Linked DNA regions of Homo sapiens: region 1 is linked to region 2. A link is a loop called in an ENCODE intact Hi-C map of the cell type or tissue named here. Cell type or tissue: heart left ventricle. All regions are shown on one strand. Each heading gives the region's core, and the rest is flanking DNA. Links, peaks and the distances in the headings are about the cores only. Region 1 has its middle 5.0 kb from the start of TLR6. Region 2 overlaps TBC1D1 (TBC1 domain family member 1).

Region 1 (5,380 bases), core at 58-5,057, 790 kb after region 2:
GCTGGGTAATCGTTCCAGCTTGCACTGCTGGTCAGTGGTGGGGGTGGGATTCGAACCCAGGCAGTTTGGCCCCAGTGCCTATGCACTTAAGCATCATACTATGCTGCCTTAGAAGACACCCTGTGTCCTCATAAGACACACAGAGAAGAGAGATACAGAGAAGCAGAGCATTTGCAAACAGAGGCAGAGACTGGGGTATTGCAGTCACAATGCAAGGGATGTCTGGAGCCACCAGAGGCTGGAGAGAGCATCACCCTATGAACAGCTTGATTTTGAACTTCTAGCCTCCAGAACTCTGAGAGAATGAATTTTTGTTGTTTTAAGCCACACAGTCTGTGGTGATTTGTCATGGTAGCCACAGGAAACTTAATACAAGGGTCTACATACATATGTTGATAGAGGCATATGAATCTTTTTTTCTCAAAAGATACATAAGAAATGTTCACCTTTGAGCAGAAGAACTAAGAGAAATAGATTATTGGCCTTTTTTTTTTTTTTTTTGAGACAGGGTCTCGCTCTGTTGCCCAGGGTGGAGTGCAGTGGCGTGATCACAGCTCACTGCAGCCTTGACTTTCCCCACTCAGGCGATTCTCCCACCTCAGCCTCCCAAGGATCTGAGACCACAGGCATCCACCACCATGCATGGCTAATTTTTATATTTTTTTGCAGAGACAGGGTTTTGCCATGTCGCTCAGGCTGGTCTGGAATTCCTGGGCTCAAACAATCCGCCCACCTCAGCCTCCCAAAGTGCTGGAATTACAGGATTGAGCCACCCCGCCCGGCCTCTTCACCATTTTATGCTTTTTGTCCTATTTGAATTCTTCACTATATATAGATATGTATATATGTCTTAATTTTTAAAAAATAGTGTCACACTGGGTTAAGTATTATAAACATAATCTGAGGCCACCCAATACACTGTCCCAATACAGACACAGGCAAAACATTATTTTGATGACTTTTACTTGTTAAAAAATGTTGTCTTTCTCCAGATAATAAATAAATAAATAAATAAATATTAGTGTCTACCAACAGCTTTAAAGTAAGTTTTGTGACAATTATCAATATCATAAGATACACATACGACAGAGATAAGATTGATAATTTTGGCTGGGCGCAGTGGCTCACACTTGTAATCTCAGCACTTTGGGAGGCTGAGGCAGGCAGATCACCTGAGGTCAGGAGTTCAAAACCAGCCTGGGCAACATGGTGAAACCCTGTCTCTACTAAAAATACAAAAATTAGCTGGATGTGGTGGCTGGCGCCTGTAGTCCCAGCTACTCAGGAGCCTGAGGCACGAGAATCACTTGAACCCAGGAGGCGGAGGTTGCTGTGAGCTGAGATCGTGCCACTGCACTCAAGCCTGGGCAACAGAGCGAGACTCTGTCTCAAAAAAAAAAATGCTAATTTATATATTAAGTATTGATAGTAAACCTAAACTTCTCTGCTGAATTAAAAAAAAAAAAAAAAGACAAGCCGCAGACTGGGAGAAGGTATCTGCAACTTGTATAATCACAAAAGTGTTAATATACAAAATATATAAAGATTTCCTACAAATCAATTTTAAAATGACTAACAACCCCAATGCGGGGAAATGAGCAAAGGAGATCAACAGATGGATAACAGAAAAGGAAACAGAAATAGCTCAAACACATGGAAAGGTATGCATCCTCATTAGAACATGGGAAAATACAAATTAACACAACCAGGAGACACTATTGTACACCCCTAAGGTGGACAAAATTTAAAACATCTAGTAATACAAATGGTGGCCAGAACATGAAGAAACAGGAGCTCACATACATGTCCAGAGATGCTGATGTAAGTGGTCTGGGAGGGGCCGGGCATACGTTTTATTTTGAAAGCTCTTCAGGTGAGTCCATTTCATTGTAACCCCATGAAAATCAGGGGACTGAGACCTACACGCTGGCCTGAGCACAGCGCCCTCTAGTGGTCTATATCTTCTTGGGTGCACCCTTCACACACCAGAGCCTGGGAGGTGGTGCAGGTGTTCTTGACTCTCACTGCTACTTCCAGATCACTTTCCTTCCTCCAAACCCACCCCTTCTCATTGCAGTCATCTAGTGAGCCCCATCACTTCATCAAGTATTCTAGCAGTACTCACTATTTCAATCCGATACCACCCCTTTCATAATTCTAGTGATTTCCATAGCTACATAGAGACTCTTCCATTCACCTGGCCTCTGAGTTCTTGGACATTCTCTCTTCTAATAATCTTGTCCTGCACCCTACCTCAGTCATGCATTCCCTTATTATATCCTAGATATCATTATTAGCAATGGCTGCACCCCCTCCATAATCTCAGTTGCCTGAATCCCACTTTCCTTCTCTCACCTCCAACTCTTCCTCCAGTGCCAACGATTCCCCAGCCCCACTGCACTGGACTGAAAGATCATGCTCCATCCTCTTCATTATTCTTCTGCAGCTACTTACTCCTCTTTCCTCAACCCAGTTTAAATCCAGCTCTCCACTGGACTACACTGAGCTTGAGTGGCTGAATATAGTTGGAGAAAATACACACCCATGCTGACTGGCTTACTTGAAATGTATGACTAGATCCCAGCCTCAAGAGAGCAGCCATCCTCCTACCCTCCTTACTACCCTTCCCTAGCCCCTTCACTCTCCTGTTCTCCTCTTTCACACCTCCTCTTGTCTCTTTCACTTCCAAAATCTCCTTCTCGTGTCTAGGTCCTCTTTATCTCTCTGGCATGGATTACCCAAGGCTCAGATTTGGACCACTTCTTTTCTAAATCCATGCATTGTCATCTGGGTCCGTGGCTTCAAAACTATCTGCTTGCTGATGTCTCCTCAATTACCAGCTCCAGGCCAGACTTCCCTGAACTCCAGACTCTCACATTCAACAGCCTACTAAATAGTTGCTAAAACATTCTTGTTGAAAACCAACATTCTCACGCGATGATGCTTCATTTTCACAATGAAAATAGATGCTACCAGAGGAGCATTTCCACATCTTCCCCTGAAATTCTATAAGCCTCCCCTGCATGAGTTCTACCTGAACTCTTGCTGTCCTTCGGAATGAACTCTCTGTGCCAAGAGCCAGCCCCTTCCCACTGAGCACTGGGTCCCCTTCCTGCTCATCTACTCAAGGAAGTCACTCTTGCAATGATCTTCTCTCTACTGTATCAACATTTTTCTGCTCTGATGTATTATTCCAATCACATTTTTTTTTATTTTAGATAAGGTTTCACTCCCATCACCCTGGCTGGAGTGCAGTGGCATGATCTTTGGCTCACTGCAACCTTCACCTCCCAGGTTCAAGGGATTTTCTTGCCTCAGCCTTCTGAGTAGCCTGGATTACAGGTGTGTGCCATCACTCTCCGCTAATTTTTGTATTTTTAGTACAGACGGGGTTTTGCCATGTTGGCCAGGCTGGTTTTGAATTCCTGGCCTCAAGTGATCTGCCCGCCTCAGCCTCCCAAAGTGCTGGGATTACAGGCGTGTGCCACCACACCTGGCCCCAATCACCATTTTTTTTTTTTTTTTTTTTTTTGAGATGGAGTTTTGCTCTGTCACCCAGGCTGGAGTGCAGTGGTGCAATCTCAGCTCACTGCAACCTCCGCCTCCCAGGTTCAAGCAATTCTCCTGCCTCAGCCTCCCGAGTAGCTGGGACTACAGGCACGTGCCACCACGCCCAGTTAATTTTTTGTATTTTTAGTAGAGACAGGGTTTCACCCTGTTAACCAGGATGGTCTCGATCTCCTGACCTCATGATCCGCCCGTCTTGGCCTCCCAAAGTGCTAGGATTACGGGCATGAACCACTACACCCGGCCCCCAATCACATTTTAAAGCAATAATTTCTCCCATCTAAAAAAAAAAAAAAAAAAAAAAAACTCCCTTTGAATCCACAACCTTCCCCTCCTTGCTCCTCTATATACCAGAACTCCTTGCAAGAGCTTTTACTGACTATCTCTAATTGTTCTCCTCTCATTCTCTTAAATGTACTTCAGTCAGGTTTCCTTCCCCACCGGTCAGAAGAAATAGCTCTTTTCAAGGTCACCAATGATCACCACATTGCCAAATCCACGGTCAATTCTCAATTTTTAGCTTCTTTGAACTATTAGCAGCGTTTAACACAGTTGAAAGATCCTGAAATGTTTTCTTGCCTGACTTCCTAGACCCCATATCCCACTCCCCACTCTCCCTTCCCTGAATTTCCTGCTAACTCATTGGCATTCCTTCCCAGTCTCCTTCTGGGTCCTCTTTATATCTCTGGCATGGAATACCCAAGACTTAGTCTTGGACCACATCTCTAACTCCATGCACTCTCATCCTGGTCCTTCAAACCAGGATGAAGTCCCAGACTTCCCTGAACTTCAGACTCACATTCAATAGCCTGCTAAATGCTTGCTAAACCATTACTGTTGCAAGCCAAATGCCTGAATCTTTACTACCTCTAACTCCAAACCTGCCCCCTCTTGCATCCTTCCTCATATCAATAAATGATATTTCTACTCTTCCAGTAGTGCAGACTAAAATCCTTGGAGTGATTAATGATTAATTTCTCTTTTGCTCAAACTCTACATTCAATCTATAGGCAAATTTTGTTGGATTTTTCTTTGAAATATGTCCATAAGCAAACACCTCTCATGTCCCCCACTACTCCCATGGTGGTCAAAAGCATCATCATCTTTCACCTGGATAACTGCAATGGCATCCTAACAGGTATGCCAGCCTCCATCCTTCTCTCCCCTCCCACCTTCACCCAATTCCAATATGACTAGAGTCAGATACTAGAATCATACTCAAAAGCCATAAGGGTGCCAGTCTCACTCAAAGTATAAACCAAAATCCCTCTGCCCATCTCTCAGCCTCCACTACCTCTATGGCCTCATTTTCTTCTACTCTTCCCCATCCTCCCTCTGCTCCAGCCACACTGGCCACCTTACCTTTCTGTGAATGCATCATCCATGCTCCCAAACTGCCTGAGACTGTCTACAGATATGGCCACTGTTCATTTCCCTACTTCCTTAAAGTCTACATTGCAATGCCACTTTATCAGTAAGGACTTCCTTGACCACAGTTGGTCCTACCCATCATTCCCTAAACCCTGTAGATTCTATAGCCTGCTTTACTCCACCACCTCATATAGACCCTCTAGTTAGGGTCTATCTCCCTTTCTGTGGAGTGTAAGTTCTTGAATACCAGGAGTTTGCTTTGCTTCTTTTGTACTCCAAGCACCTACAGCCGTATTTGGTACACAGTGCATGCTTTCAGAAAGGTTATGTTGAATAAATGGTTGACCCATAATGAAGGGCGACTCAGCAATGTCTAGTAAAGGGGAACCAGCTATTCCATTTTTTTCCTAGATACTAAAAAATATATTCAAAGGTGGCAATT
Region 2 (5,380 bases), core at 209-5,208:
CCGGGCTGGAGTGCAGTGGTGCAATCTTGGCTCACTGCAACCTCCGCCTCCTGGGTTCAAGCGATTCTCCTGCCTCAGCCTCCCGAGTAGCTGGGATTACAGGTGCGCACCACCACGCCCAGCTAATTTTTGTATTTTTAGTAAAGATGGGGTTTCACCATGTTAACCAGGATGGTCTCTATCTCTTGACTTTGTGATCTGCCCGCCTCGGCCTCCCAAAGTGCTGGGATTACAGGTGTGAGCCACGCTCCCGGCCAAGATTTTAAACATTATTTACCAAAGTAGGAACGTGGTAATTATGGTCTTATATAATTCTGAAAATGATTTCTAGTACCAAACTATGAATTTTATACTTGAAAGAATGATGGGTTTTTCACAGAAAGTTGAAGTTATTATGGTTTGTTTCCTGTTCAGGTGTTTTTGCTGGAGAATGTTCGATGAACAGCAGTTCTGGTGATAAGTTATGGATGTACACAGCTGGTGTGGTTTTTAGGATTTTATTTTGCAGCAGCATCTTCCTCAAACAGTTGCCAGGGGACGGCTTTCCTTCTTCTTACTGGTACCAGCCTTTCTCTTGCAGACAAGGCAGTATGGGAGGGTTGGGAGACAAAACAGAAGCTGTTGGTTTCTTCAGCCTGGCAAGGATTCAGATTGCAGGTTGTAGATTGGAGGCCGTCAGTGGGGATACCTTTCCGGACAAAGTGGTGTTTCTGCCTGGCACTGCTTGCCAGAGAAGTTTCAGTTCTTCATTCTCCGTCAGAGAAACCCATATGGACCACATTCTGATAGTTTTCTTCTGTTTCCCTAACACCGAAGGCTCAGCCCCTGGTGCAGGTCCCAGTGTACAGCAGGCTGCATACAGTTAGACCAGATGTTCTTGTAGTACGAAAAGTCACCGAGTTTCCATTCACTTGTGGGTGGCAGGTATGGCCCTCCTTACCTCCCATGGCCCAGGTTTCTCTGTCCTGCCGTTTTCACATTTTCCAGGCTTTCACCTCCAGGTACCAAAATTCACATCATTTAGAGATTGTGTCTGCCTGCCAATACGCGGATGTACCAGTGAGGGATTGTTCTCGCCTGACGAGAGGTCTGGATGATGAGAGAGCAGAGCTGGCCCTGGGGCTCAGTGGTGACACCCTCGAGCTTGGCTGCTTCTGTTCTTCTGCTTCCTCTGCTTGGATTCCTTCGCCTTTGGCTTCCCCTCCAGTTCCAAGCAGAACAAAACAGGAGATATCAAGGAGGAAAGGGTGACCCCTCTATATCTGGAGAGCAAAACTGTCGCGGAAATCCCTAGTGTACTTCCATTTGTGTCTCATTATCTGAAACCGAGTTACCTGGCTGGTCACGTGCAGCCACCAGAGGCAGGAAGGTAGTGATTCTGCCTGTGTGGAATGTTCTAGCATTCCCTGGTAGCTTTTGTTTCTTCAGGCAGCCATGACTTTGCATAGATCATTTCCTTTTGCCCAGGACACTCCTGCTCGTTTTCTCCCCTCCTCACCAAACCCACAGTGCATTAACAGCGACAGACTTCTCCTCATCCTCTCAGGCCACTTGGATGTCACCATTTCTTCTCTTTACCCCTCAGGCGTAGTCAGCCTCTCTGTGCCTGATGTTTTATGGCTTTGTGTATGCCCCGATGGAGAGCGTCTTACTGTGTCTTCGGGTTATTTATCTCAACCTCGCATCTGTGCTATCCTGTACAGTAACCAACAGCCACATATCACTATTTAAAATTAAATACAAACTAATTATACTTAAATGTAATAAAAATGTAGCCCCTCACATTAGCCTCATTTCAAGAGCCACATGTGGCTACCGTATTGTAAGCAGAGCTCAAGAACATTCAGCAATATTGTGAGAGTGGCTACCATATTGAGAGCAGAGCTCTAGAACATTCCCTTATCCCAGAAAGTTCTCTTGGACATGCTGCTCAAGGTGGTGAACTCTGAGATCTCCAGTCCCCCCAGCTCCGTCACTCAGAACCACAAATGTGGCACCATCAGCCTTCAGGGTGGTGCTTGTGTTGTACTGTCTCCTGACTAAAGAAGTAAACTTCAGGCAGTCAAGATTTTCTACAACCCACACTGCTCCTAAAACTAGTGTTACTGGATATGTAAAAGCTATTGAGCCCAGTGCTTTCAAGGAATCCTAAAAGCAAGTGGGGACTGTCATGTATCCAGGTTCCTTGTTTTGCAGAAGAAGAAATAGAGGCTTTAGGGGAAAGGGGTCCACTCAAGGTCATACAGGCAAGGTCATACAGTCAGTGGTAGAATGGACTGGAATCTTGATTGTTCATCTCACTCCCCTTTCCATTAAGCCATAACTGATTGAGTATCACCAACCTGTTTGTTTTCCCTGATTATGTTCCCTTCTCGCCTGTTTAATCAGGTTTCAGCTCCTTGTGAGAGGAAGTTGTTTTCAGCTTCTTAGCCCCCTACCTGTAGGCGGTGCTCTGGGAACGCTCAGGAAGCAGATGCATGTGAGCCTGTCTCAGCCAATGATTGCTTAGTTGCAAGAAACAAAAAAATGACTCAAACTAGCTTAATCAAAAGGAGGCTTTTAAACAGCAAGATAAGGGTAAAGGCTGGGAACTAGGAAGTTGTCAGGAACCAAGGCTGTCTCTCTGGATCTCTCTTTGAGGCCATGTAATTTTTTTTTCCTCTCGGTCTCTTTATTCTGCACACCAGCTCACCCAGCTTGCTTGTTACTATATGCAGTCATGCCAACCCCCAGATCTGTATGACCTGTTAGCCTCAGGGGCACCCACGTAGCTGGCTGCCAATCTGTGTTTTCTTCCAGGTTTCGAGAGGGAGAAATGATTGGCCCAGCTCAGGGTCACTTACCCAGGGAGAGGTGGGGGAAGTATGGAGGCACCGTGGTATCAGGGAACCCCTGGGCCAAGCTTGTCCAACCCGCGGCCTGCTTTCTTTCATTTTTTCTGTTTTTTGTTTTGTTTTGTTTTGTTTTTTTACAGCTCATCAGCTATTGTTAGTGTATTTTATGTGTGGCCCAAGACAATTCTTCTTCTGCTGTGGCTCAGGGAAGCCAAAAGATTGGCCACCCCTGTCCTAGGCCATTATCTGGGCTGTGGGAGGTGTGGAGCAGGGTCAGAGCTGGAGGGGGAGGGCATAGCCTCCAGCCACCATAAGTTGGTGTGTTCTTGGTAATTATATTGCTTGTCAACCGAAGGCAGAATCAGGACAATGAAAGTAATGAGAATCCCTAGCTTTGTAACAGTTAGTGGTTATCTAAAAGTAGGTGAAATTGTACATGAGTGAGTGGCATGAATTTCTTATTACTAAAGTGCTCAGATAGCTGGCTAACTTTCTGTCAAAGATCCCTCTGCTAGGATCAACATTTGATTAATATATTTATCCTGTAATAAGAATTTGGGATTCTTAAAGCAAAATAGTTGTCATGTGGCTGACTACACAACCAAAGATGGTCCAGGTGTCGCTGGAAGAGGAGAGACTGAAGAGCTGTTGCCAGGTTCCCACGTGGACCTTCGGCATGACCCGGCCATGGGGAGGCCTCACACGCTCCTGCATCGCCCACATCTTGCCAAGCCATGGAAAACACTTGGGATTCATATCTAAATCCTAGTTTAAGCTTGGTGAGGACAGTGGCCTGGTGCAGAGTTTGGGTCATAGATGGTGCTTGGTTTCTTTTGTATAAAGGGGTATATGATTTTGGAATATTTACCAAATGTGGGCATTTTTTCTATAAAAATTATTGTATCTACTGAGATTATAGTATGTAAAAAAAACATACACATGGAGAAAGAATACAAAGAGAGCATTGATATTCTACAGAAGTGGCAAGAAGATGTGGTGATAGGTGATATTTTTGCCTTTTGTTTCAATTTTGTATTGTAGTGACTTTTTTGGTAGAAAAAACTAATTTCTAATTAAGGGAGAAACATTTGAAGTACATTTAGTCTTTCTAGAAAACCTCATCTTCTCATAGAAGTTTAAGATGGAGACATACTTCCATTGTGAATCATGATGCTAACCAGTATTCAGATTTGTTGGAAATGGACTCAGTTTTAAAATTGCTTCTCTCTTGTGGGCTGGAACTGCAAATGATTGTTTGGGGATTTTTCCCCTTTTCTTCTATGGAGTTATTCAACTTGGCATGACCAGTGATTTGAGCTGAGAACATGGAACCCTTGATTTGCAGAAATCAAGCCCCCAAAGGTACAGATACAGTGGTCATTGTCTGAAGGGTTTCTTTTGTTCTTGGCCCTCCTGTCCCTGCTCTTACTGTGGCAGCTGCAGCTGCAGGTGCCTCTGAAGCCTTGCCATCCATGGTCACTTCCTGCCTGCTCCCCACCCACCCCTGGGAAAGAGCCCCCAAGTGTCCAAAAGCACTGTGTTGCCTAATGCTTGTTGAGAGTCTACATTTCTCTAGATCTAGCAGAAGTAAAATTTCAGTTTGTTATATTTATAGTTTCAGGAATAGTTTGGGAATGGATTTAATAAAAAATTTAAAAGCCCATCATTTTTATATCTCTTTTTCGATATTTGATGGTTTAAAAGACATCAAAGTTATCTTCTCCCATTACTCATCCTATACAATTAAAACCTGTTTTTTGAAGTTGTAATAGGTAAGTTAGCCTTAGGTCACCCCATATTTATGTAAACTCCAGCCCACTGCCACAGCTACTTTGATTGTGATCTGTCATTGTGTTACCCACTGTAGGGCAGAAATGGTTCCTGCCTCATGCCGTTGCTGCTTTACTCTTCCTGAAGTGGTGTGGTTCTGTCTCTGTAGTCCTTGGCACACTGTAGGTTCTCAGATGGCAGGGTGAAAAGTTCTTCTGTTTGCTTAAATCTCTCATAATACCCTGAGTCTGTGGAGCTCAATAAATTCTACTTGGTATTATTGATAGATTATTTGGAGCCTTTTATGTTAGAAAAGGGATTCTTAATCCAATGCTCCGTTTTACAGATGAGAAGACTGAGGCTCAAAGACCATACCCCCAGGAGCCATGATTTGCACTGTATTTAGGAATAGTGTCTAGGGTCAGCACCTGGTGTTGGCCGACTGCAGAGCAGCCTGGTTAGGAGCCCTGGGGTTGGGCGGGTCTGGGCTGCTGGTGCCACAGCAGTCTCCCTCCCCTGGGACTTTGGGCCTGCTACCCACCCCTGTTCCTTCCTTTGTGAGATAGGGCTAGCAGTAACTGTCTTGTTTCATCAGAGGCAGTATTGCATAATGAATGAGAGCTGGGGCCTAAATTAGGCACAAGTGCAAGCCCTCAGAAAACTATGTACACCTAGAGAGAGAGAGAGACACACGTCTGTATGACAGAGAGGCAGGGTTTGGGAATGTTCTGATTTCATGTTTTGAATTGGTGTGACCTTTGGGAGGATATCCTTGG

Evidence for each region. Peaks named below come from ENCODE experiments on the same cell type or tissue, not always from the same donor. Only the 100,000 strongest peaks of a DNase experiment are listed, where the experiment ranks them.
Region 1: a loop joins it to region 2, with 2.8 times the contacts of the local background. A loop is called at or near these places in 24 of 110 quality-filtered maps.

What each region holds. Positions count from the first base shown.
Region 1 is chr4:38,859,082-38,864,461 of GRCh38, forward strand. It overlaps a transcript of TLR6 not described here. Among named protein-coding and RNA genes, the nearest start is that of TLR6, 5.0 kb to the left of the region's middle. In heart left ventricle, for the core only: a CTCF peak has its summit at 1,946 (motif pointing left); no DNase peak of the experiment used is centred there.
Region 2 is chr4:38,066,918-38,072,297 of GRCh38, forward strand. All of the region lies in intron 14 of TBC1D1 (TBC1 domain family member 1), which reads left to right. Among named protein-coding and RNA genes, the nearest start is that of PTTG2, 110 kb to the left of the region's middle. RefSeq lists enhancers at 571-1,072, 1,073-1,572, 2,636-2,775. In heart left ventricle, for the core only: CTCF peaks have their summits at 2,428 and 5,205; a DNase peak (open chromatin) is centred at 5,102; H3K27ac peaks cover 329 bases.